Regions from separate parts of the Homo sapiens genome. Here all the other regions are linked to region 3. A link is a contact called in ENCODE Hi-C or POLR2A ChIA-PET data. All regions are on one chromosome and are shown on one strand. Each heading gives the region's core, a stretch centred on a gene start or an enhancer-like site at or near the end of the contact. The rest is flanking DNA. Distances are from core to core; before and after follow the strand shown. Region 1 holds the start of LINC02178 (long intergenic non-protein coding RNA 2178). Region 2 overlaps TENT4B (terminal nucleotidyltransferase 4B). Region 3 has its middle 16 kb from the start of SNX20.

What was found. A loop is a pair of places that touch in the nucleus more often than their neighbours do. ChIA-PET counts read pairs that join two places held with the same protein, here RNA polymerase II (POLR2A). Pooled maps may share reads with other maps.
Region 1: a loop to region 3 is called in a pooled map, with 2.2 times the contacts of the local background. The contact joins the promoter of LINC02178 here to the enhancer-like site in region 3. A Hi-C loop is called at or near these places in 3 of 168 maps with a recorded cell type or tissue (body of pancreas and pancreas) and 2 of 50 pooled maps. POLR2A ChIA-PET finds 5 or more read pairs at or near these places in 4 of 52 experiments (H1, PC-9 and activated T-cell).
Region 2: a map with no recorded cell type shows a loop between it and region 3 (7-fold over the local background). The contact joins two enhancer-like sites. A Hi-C loop is called at or near these places in 1 of 37 single-sample maps with no recorded cell type and 3 of 50 pooled maps. POLR2A ChIA-PET finds 5 or more read pairs at or near these places in 4 of 52 experiments (BJ, Panc1, T-cell and 1 more).

The regions. Positions count from the first base shown.
Region 1 is chr16:50,393,883-50,396,582 of GRCh38, forward strand. LINC02178 (long intergenic non-protein coding RNA 2178) reads right to left here and starts at 1,251. Exons shown (of 2, transcript NR_146572.1): 1 at 1,053-1,251. RefSeq lists an enhancer at 2,296-2,425.
Region 2 is chr16:50,194,196-50,197,003 of GRCh38, forward strand. All of the region lies in intron 1 of TENT4B (terminal nucleotidyltransferase 4B), which reads left to right. Among named protein-coding and RNA genes, the nearest start is that of TENT4B, 42 kb to the left of the region's middle. Within about 2 kb of position 1,321, at least 5 of the 41 ENCODE cell types and tissues checked have a DNase peak (open chromatin) inside an H3K27ac peak, as active enhancers do.
Region 3 is chr16:50,664,278-50,667,211 of GRCh38, forward strand. It overlaps a transcript of SNX20 not described here. Among named protein-coding and RNA genes, the nearest start is that of SNX20, 16 kb to the right of the region's middle. RefSeq lists enhancers at 939-1,440, 2,505-2,934 and a silencer at 1,276-1,365. Within about 2 kb of position 1,259, at least 21 of the 41 ENCODE cell types and tissues checked have a DNase peak (open chromatin) inside an H3K27ac peak, as active enhancers do; they include pancreas, where a contact is called at or near this core.

The DNA.
Region 1 (2,700 bases), core at 1-2,500, 270 kb before region 3:
GGAACAGGCTTCTCCTGCTCCTCTGCATGTCCAGATTATACCAGACACCACCAGGCAGACAGTATTGGGCAGCGGGGAGGGCACAGGCTGTGGGACTGGACACCTAGGGTTTGAATCCCACCTCCTCAACTTTGTAACCAGGAGGAGACTCTGGGCAAGTGTCTTCCCTGTTTGTACCTCACTTTTCTCATCTGTAAAATGGGACTAATAATTGTATTTACCTCGGGGGATTGTCATGAGGAATAAATGAGTTAATACATGTAAAGTACTTAGAATCGTGCCTGTTATACTGTTGCTCAACAGATGTGAGTAATAAGAATAACTGCTGTTATTTCAATATGTATCTTTTCAGGCATCATTATCAGCAACAGCTAAGTTGATAATCCACTGTATGGATCAGAGCTCATGCTTGGGTGTTGGGAGGGTACTGGGGTAAATCTCTTCCTTGCTTTCCTTCATTCATTCATTTTTGTTTTTCTTTCTTTCTTTCTTTTCTTTTCTTTCTTCTTTCTTTCTTTCCCCTTTTCTCTCTTTCTTTCTCTCTCTCTCTCTCTCCCCTTCCTTTCCCTTCCCTTCCCTTCTTTCCCCTCCCCTCCCCTCCCCTTCCTTCTCCTTTTTTTCTTGTCTTCTGGCAACAGACCCTTCTTTCCCAGGGGTGCCCAGTCCGTGTAGTTCTGAGGGTGGGGCTGAGCCTGCCATGCATGTGCTGCACAGATCTGACCAGTCAGAGAACTGTATTCCTTGGGCCACAGTGATTGGCTCAGGGACAATCATGTGACACAAGGCAGCCAGAGTTCTCCCCAGAATTTTGCTGCCCTAGTGTTAGCGAAGACAGCTTTCCATCCTCTGAGATCCCCAGTTCTAAGGGTGTTGTAAGCTGGAGTCACTAGAAGCCCACCTTCTCCAGCTACATGAAGGAAGCTATCAACAGTAGAAGAAAATGAGGCCATTATGTCAAAAAAGGCAGAAATAAGACATGGAGTGGGGGTGGTGGGGGGAGAGAGAGAAAGAGAGAGAGAGAGAGAGAGAAATGTGATACCTTAATTACCTACCTTAAGTGTAGCCATGCCTACAACTCTCGTGCTGTATGTGCTTCTGACTGAGTCAATTACCTTTGCTTTTATAAAGATCCGAGTTTGGTTTCTTGCAATCAAAAGAGTCCTGATCAATATGGAAGCTGACTTGGTTACCAAGGGTGCCTGCTGTTGTGTTGACATCACCCTCACTCATAGGGGCTCAGTCTCTTTCATAGATGAACTGCACCATGAGAAAAGGGCTGAGGACCAGGTGGTGAAGGGGCAGGAGTATTTGCCTTGGAGGATTGGAGCTGGTGTGCATTCAGCAGAAATGAGCCTTCCTTGGAGTAGTAGCCATCCAGCTGGGCTTGATTTCAGGGACTTGGAGAAGTGGAGGTGGGAGTTGGTGAGCATTCCAGAAGAAGGGCACAGCATGAGGGAAAGGCTTAAAGTAGAGGAAATGTAAGGTGTATTGAAAGAACAGCAGCTAGTCTTGATTGGCTGAATTGTCAGGCAAATGAGTGATGGAAAGCTGAAGGTGATGAGGCTGGAGAATTATGCTGGAGTCAGAGCATGGACTACAGGAGAGTCAGAGCATGGAGGTTTTGAGTTTCAGGTCTAGGATCTTGGATTTTGTGGCCTAGACAATAGGGAACCATGCAAGTGTTTTGTTTTGTTTTTTTTTGGTGGAAGTTGAAAGATTCAGAGCTGTGTAGTAGATTGTTAAAATGGGGAGGTGAGGCTGGGCCTATAGTCCCAACACTTTTGAAGGCCGAGGCGGGAGGATTGCTTGAGGCCAGAAGTTTGAAACCAGCCTGAGTAACATAGCCAGACCCTGTCTCTAGAAAAGAAAAATAAAAAAATTAGTTAGACTACAGTTTTATCTGTAGTCTGGCACTACAGATAAAAAATTAGTATCTGTAGTCCCAGATACACAGCAGGCTGAGGTGGGAGGATTGCTTGAGCCCAGGACTCCAATGCTACAGTAAGCCGTGATCGTGCCATTGCACTCCAGCCTGGGCTACAGAGTGAGATCTTGTCTCTAAAGGGACACTTCCGGCAGGAAGTGAATCTGGACCTTCTAGGGCCCAAAGTGGCAGAATGAAGTCACACAGGCAAAAACAGAGTCAGAGATAGAGAAGTGAGACCAAGTCCTGAGGCCATGATTGGAGCCCCTGAATCAGACACACCCTAGCCATTTCAGGTACCTGGGACTATGAAATTGAATTGAGTTTTCTATAACCTGCACACAAGAGTCCTGAGCGTATGCAGCTGCAGCAGCAAGTAAGCAACTGACTAGCTCTGTGTGGGCCTGCGTGCTCTCAGAGGAAAGGGAGGAGCAAAAAAGGAAGCAGTGGGCAGGTCCTGAGTACCTGAGAGGTTGGTGATACAGCTAGCAGGGACTGGGCTTATGGGAGAAGAAGCCATTTTTGTGGGGAAGTGCAGAATCTGAAATATCGGCATGAACCAAAGGTGGCTGGCCATTTCTCCACCGTCAGGAGAAAGAAGTGCATTCCAAGACATTTTGTTGAGGACTCGGCCAACTAGCAGAACCCATCCTGGGCCAGAGTTGGCTTCACTCAGTGGAGCCTAGGCATAGAGCAGGACCAGACACTGGCTCTGAGGCCCATGGTTTACCGACTGTATTAGTCAGGGTTCCCTAGAAGGACAGAACTAATAGGAT
Region 2 (2,808 bases), core at 71-2,570, 470 kb before region 3:
TCTTTCTTTCTCTTTTCTTTCTTTTTTTTTTTTTCTCTGAGACGGAGTCTTGCTCTGTCGCCCAGGCTGGAGTGCAATGGTGCAATCTCAGTTCACTGCAACCTCTGCCTCTCGGGTTCAAGCGATTCTCCCATCTCAGCCTCCTGAGTTGCTGAGATTACAGGCACCTGCCATCTTGCCTGGCTAGTTTTTGTATTTTTGTAGAGACGGGGTTTCATCACGTTGGCCAGGCTGGTCTTGAACTTCTGACCTCAGGCGATCCACCCGCCTCTGCCTCCCAAAGCGCTGTGATTATATGCATGAGCCACCATGCCTGGCCATTATTTCTTTCTTTCTTTCTTTTTCTTTTTTTCAGGTTCATTGAATTTGCTTTGAGACAGGGTCTTGCTCTGTTGCCCAGGCTGAAGCGCAGTGGTGCAGTCATGGCTCACTGGAGCATCAATTTCCTGGGCTCAAGCGATACTTGCACTTCAGCACCCCTCCACCCCCACCCGCTCCTTTCCCCCACAGTAGCTGGAACTACAGGCGCTAGCCACCGTGCTTGGCTAATTTTTTTTTTTTTTTTTTTTTTGAGACGGAGTCTCGCTCTGTCACCCAGGCTGGAGTGCAGTGGCGCGATCTCGGCTCACTGCAAGCTCTGCCTCCCAGGTTCACATCATTCTCCTGCCTCAGCCTCCCAAGTAGCTGGGACTACAGGCGCCCGCCACCATGCCCGGCTAATTTTTTGTATTTTTTAGTAGAGACGGGGTTTCACCGTGTTAGCCAGGATGGTCTCGATCTCCTGACCTTGTGATCCGCCTGCCTCGGCCTCCCAAAGTGCTGGGATTACAGGCATGAGCCACTGCACCCGGCCTGGCTAATTTTTAAATTTTTTTTTGTAGACTGCCCAGGCTTGTTTAATTGATTTTCTATGTGATCTTAGGGAAATCGATTATTTCCCATAAACATTTTTTTAATTAGAAGTTAAATTCTGCCTAGTTTGATTCACAGGATTATTGTGGATGACTGAAACAGAGAATAGGTAAGAGCTTCTTTGAAAAATATGAGGTACCATACAGAAGTTAGATGCTTTGTCCTGGTGATACCCCCTCCAAAGCACAGCTAAGGAAATGTGGAAGGCACTCTTATCTCATCATATAGCTTTGAAAGCCTAGCATTGAAAGTACGAACTTGATTCTTTTGGAGAAATCCTTTGGCTCTCAGTGAGTTTACTTTCTATTAATGACTGTGTTAAGCGGAATGAAAACTGAAAGAGGAAAGGGGAGGAAGTCAGAATTAAGCAGGAAGAGTGAGCCCATAGCAGAGTCCAGATTTAGACCCCAAGCTACTTGGAATGATACTGGACAATTATGGGTGTGTTTAATGATGGTCCTGAGTCATGAAAACAAAAGGAGGCTTTAAATTATGTCTGGCTTAGTGTACAGCATATTTTTGTCATTATTCAAGTTTTAGCATGTAAAGAGGAAAGTGTGCAGTACTTATGCATATCATTTTCATTAATGAAACTAAATGAGGCCTCTTTAAAATTATCAGTGTTCACAGTATCTTCCAAAAGACATGTAAATGTATAAAGGTATAAAAAATATACATATAAATTTTACAATTTTGTGAGCTATATAGTAGATCTCTTATTTTGTCCATAGGTCTTAAAGATCTTATACTGTATTCAGGAATAAAGATAACTTCAGTGGGAGGCCTTTACAGGGCTAATGAGTAAGCATTATTTTGATAAAGTTCTGTGTTGTCTACAATAGATATAGTAGAAATACTCTTGGAATGGTAATCATCCCAGGCCCTGCTTTGGAGCGGAAGAAATAGTCAATGTAGAACTTTACAGTATATTGTACACAGATGTGCCTGCTAATAACTTCTGTAGACAGCAAAGTTTAAGAGAAATTAGGTGGTAAATGCAACATATGTATCTAAATAAATTTGGTCTGAGGGATTTGATAAGATGAAACAGTACATAGTCCAGAAAATTTTTATACTCAAAGAATTATAGAAAATATCTGAAATGTTTTCAGTTTTGTGCATATCCAGAAAATGTCATCCTGTGATCTGCTGGTTGGCAGCCCAATGGCAGTATTAGATGTATTGTTTTTATTTTGTTTTGTTTGCTATTTATTTGGTTAAGAGAGTTACCTAATTAGGAGTGTGAAAAAAAAGATTTATTATAGTAGTGGGCTTTTGTTTGACTTAAAACATTTTTGTTGTTACCACAGTATGAGTGCCTTGTTTGTGAAATTTGTTTACCGGGAAGCCATATACTTAGAGTAGCTTTTAGTTTATCATTATCATCATCATCATCATCATCATCATCATCATCATCATCTCCTTCATCATGAAAGGAAGAAGCTACCAATGTTGCTTTATTCTGCAAAAAATACAATAGATGCTTGTTGAAAGTATGGAGTGAAATCTTAAATATGTCTGTTAAAAAGAGTACAACTGGCCAGGGGTAGTGCCTCATGCCTGTAATCCCAGCACTTTGGGAGGCCAAGGCGGGCAGATCGCTTGAGCCAGGAGTTTGAGACCAGCCTGGGCAACATGGTGAAATCCTGTCTCTACAAAAAAAAAAAAAATAGACAAAAATTAGCTGGGTGTGATGGCATGCAGCTGTAGTCCCAGCTACAGTGGGGCTGAGGCAGGGGGATTGCTTGAGCCCAGGAAGTAAAGGCTGCAGTGAGCTATGGTTGTGCCACTGCATTCCAGTGTGGGTAACAGAACGAAACCCTGTCTCAAAAAAAAAAAAATAGTACAACTTTAAGCAGGATGTGGGCACATGCCTGTAGTCTCAGCTACTTGGGA
Region 3 (2,934 bases), core at 9-2,508:
TACTAAATCTCATTATATGCAAATATATAGACATATACTATATGTCCATATCCATATCTATCTCTGCTCTTGGTTCTTTTTCTCCGGAGAACCCTAGTACAGGAGTTTTGCCATCTAAGCAAGCATGCTTCAGCCCTCTGGTTGAGTCCGACCTGCCCTTGGCCTTCAGGAAATGGAACCACACAGGCTGCATCCGTCTGTGTCTGGCTTCTTTCATGCAGTCTCTTGTGAGGTTCATCCACTTCCTTGTGTCCAAGCATAGCTTGTTTCATAACTGCCTCATGTTCCACATAAGAATACCCCAAGTCCCTTCTCTGTTTTATGGTTCGCAGACACTTGGGTTGTTTCCAGCTGGGGGACAGTATCAGGAGCTGTTCCTGCTGTGCAGTTGTGGTACATGTCTTTTGGTGAGCATGCTTGCCTATCTGTCTATAGGGTATATTCCTAAGGGCGGCATTGCTGGGTACTTACAGGACAGTTTACGTTCAGCTTTGAGGAATGGTGCCAAATGGTTTTCTTAAGTGGTTGTACCATTTATACTCTAACAAGCAGGGAACGTCATTTCTCTTTTCTTTTCCTCCCAGCCTCCTTCCATTTTCCTTTCTTATACTTATTTATCCAACCCACATTACTCACAGTCTCTATAGCCTTGTGTGTCTACTGGTGAATTAAAAGGTCACTAGTGGTGTCCTCTGGGAGTCCTCTTCTCACTCCCCCAGTTCAGTAGGCAGATGGGTGGGGAGTCCCCCACGCCATCTGGGTCCTGAAAAGGTGGGAGATGGGATCTGGGAGGAGCAGGTTATTCAATCTCTCCCCCTGGAAAGCGACGTGGCGCGGGCCTTACTGGGGAAGGGCCTCTCCCCCCAGACCGAGAGAGGCGCAGTTAGGCCCGTTCTCGGAAGCCATGGCCGATCCTGCTCCTGGGGGCGCTGATACTGGCTATTTGCAGCGCCCTCTCTTGTGAAACCCTGCGGATTCCGCTTGCGGGAAGTGGAGGGCGGTGGCCTCCGCCTTTTGGGGCTTCTGGGCTGAGGGAAGAGGATGGAGGGGCAGAAAGGGAGTGAGGTCCCAAACCCCAAGTGGAGGTCGCCCGGGGACCCCCCATCAAAACACTTGCTGGGGAGAGGTTATAGAGGCAGCAAAGCTCTTTCCAGCATGATTTCAAATCCCGTCTAAGGGCTTTCAGAAGCCTGGAGAAAGTTTCGGTTTCCCAGCTGTTTCAGCTTTTTCCGCCCGCACCGCGGCGATGCGTTCGGAGCCGCCGAGGCGGCAGCGCCATCTGCTGTCTACTTTTTAAATTGCAGGATCAGATCCTCTCGGTCTCTCCAGACCTGCCCCGTGGAAAGGGAATAAGATTAAACCAGTAAAAATAGCTTAGATCACCTGAGGTCAGGAATTCGAGACCAGCCTGGCCAACATGGCGAAACCCCGTCTCTACTAAAAAAAGTACAAAAATTAGCCGGGCGTGGTGGCGGGCGCCTGTAATCCCAGCTACTCAGGAGGCTGAGACAGGAGAATCGCTTGAACCCAGGAGGCGGAGTTTGCAGTGAGCCTATATCACGCCACTGCACTCCAGGCTGGGAGACAAGAACGAGACTCTGTCTCAAAAAGAAAAAAATAGTTTAAAGGCCAGGAGCGGTGGCTCATAGCTGTAATCCCATCACTTTGGGAGGCCGAGGTGAGTGGATCACAATGTCAGGAGTTCGAGACCAGCCTGGCCAACATGGTAAAACCCCTGTCTCTACTAAAAATACAAAAATTAGCCAGGCGTGGTGGCGGGCGCCTGTAATCTCAGCTGCTTGGGAGGCTGAGGCAGGAGAATCAGTTGAACCCAGGAGGCAGAAGTTGCAGTGAGCCAAGATCGTGCCACCGCACTCCAGCCTGGCCACAGAGCAAGACTCCATCTAAAAAAAAAAAAATTTAAAATGCCGACAGCCACTGTTATGCAAAGTTCAAGGGCCTCTCTCACACTTAGCTGGGGGAGGAGTGAATACAGCCTTTCTGAAGAAAGAAAAATTAAGTAATAGCAAAATCATTAAGTGTTTATGATTCATAAATACAGTTTTTGTCAACTAAAAAAATAAAATATGTAGAAGTCAAAAAAGTGTCTATGATTCAGAAATGCCACCGTTAGAAGTTGCCATAAGAGTGCACACAAAAAGGACATATGGGTCAAAGTGTTTGCAGCAGTGTTGTCCCAAATAAGGACATTTTGCAACATTGTGGGGTGGTTAAAATAACTATAGAATATGCATTAGAATACAATGAAACCATTAAACATAATGTGGAAGAATATTGTATATTATAGGGAAATGCTCATAATATATAGTGACAATTTAAAAAGCAGATTACAAAACAATATGCCAAGACATGATTTCTGCCCAAGTCTGCCCTGATGGGTGAGCTAACCAAGGTTGCTGCACTGTGAGGGCATAGGGGCTGCCCCTCAGCCCCCACCCCAGCCACTGGGCTCCTCAGGAAAGGACACGTGAGTGTTTACTGCACATCCTACAGATGAGGAGCTCACAAGGACCCTGGATGGGGGAGTCCTCTGAGGTTGCTGGAGCTGCTGCAGCCATCTTGTCACTGCCAGGGGAGAGCTCTCTCTGAGAGCGAAGGCACAGTGGAGGAAAGCAGAACTAAGAAGAGACAGAGAAAGCGAAAGTGGGAGAGAGAGAGAGATATGAGGTGACAAGTGTGGGTCCTTGGATCCTGCTTGGTGTAAAGCTAGCCTGCTCCTGGACTTTACAGATAATAAATTCCTTCCTCATCAGATTAACCTGGGTTTTTGTGGCTTGTAACCAAAAGGGTCTGCACGGCCCACACACAGGCTCCCAGCTCATTTCCTTTGCAATGAGTGGTAACTGGAGGCGGGCGGTGCATGGACCTGCCTTGCAAGGCTTCTCTGTTAGTGGTGCCTGGAGCCCACTCTCT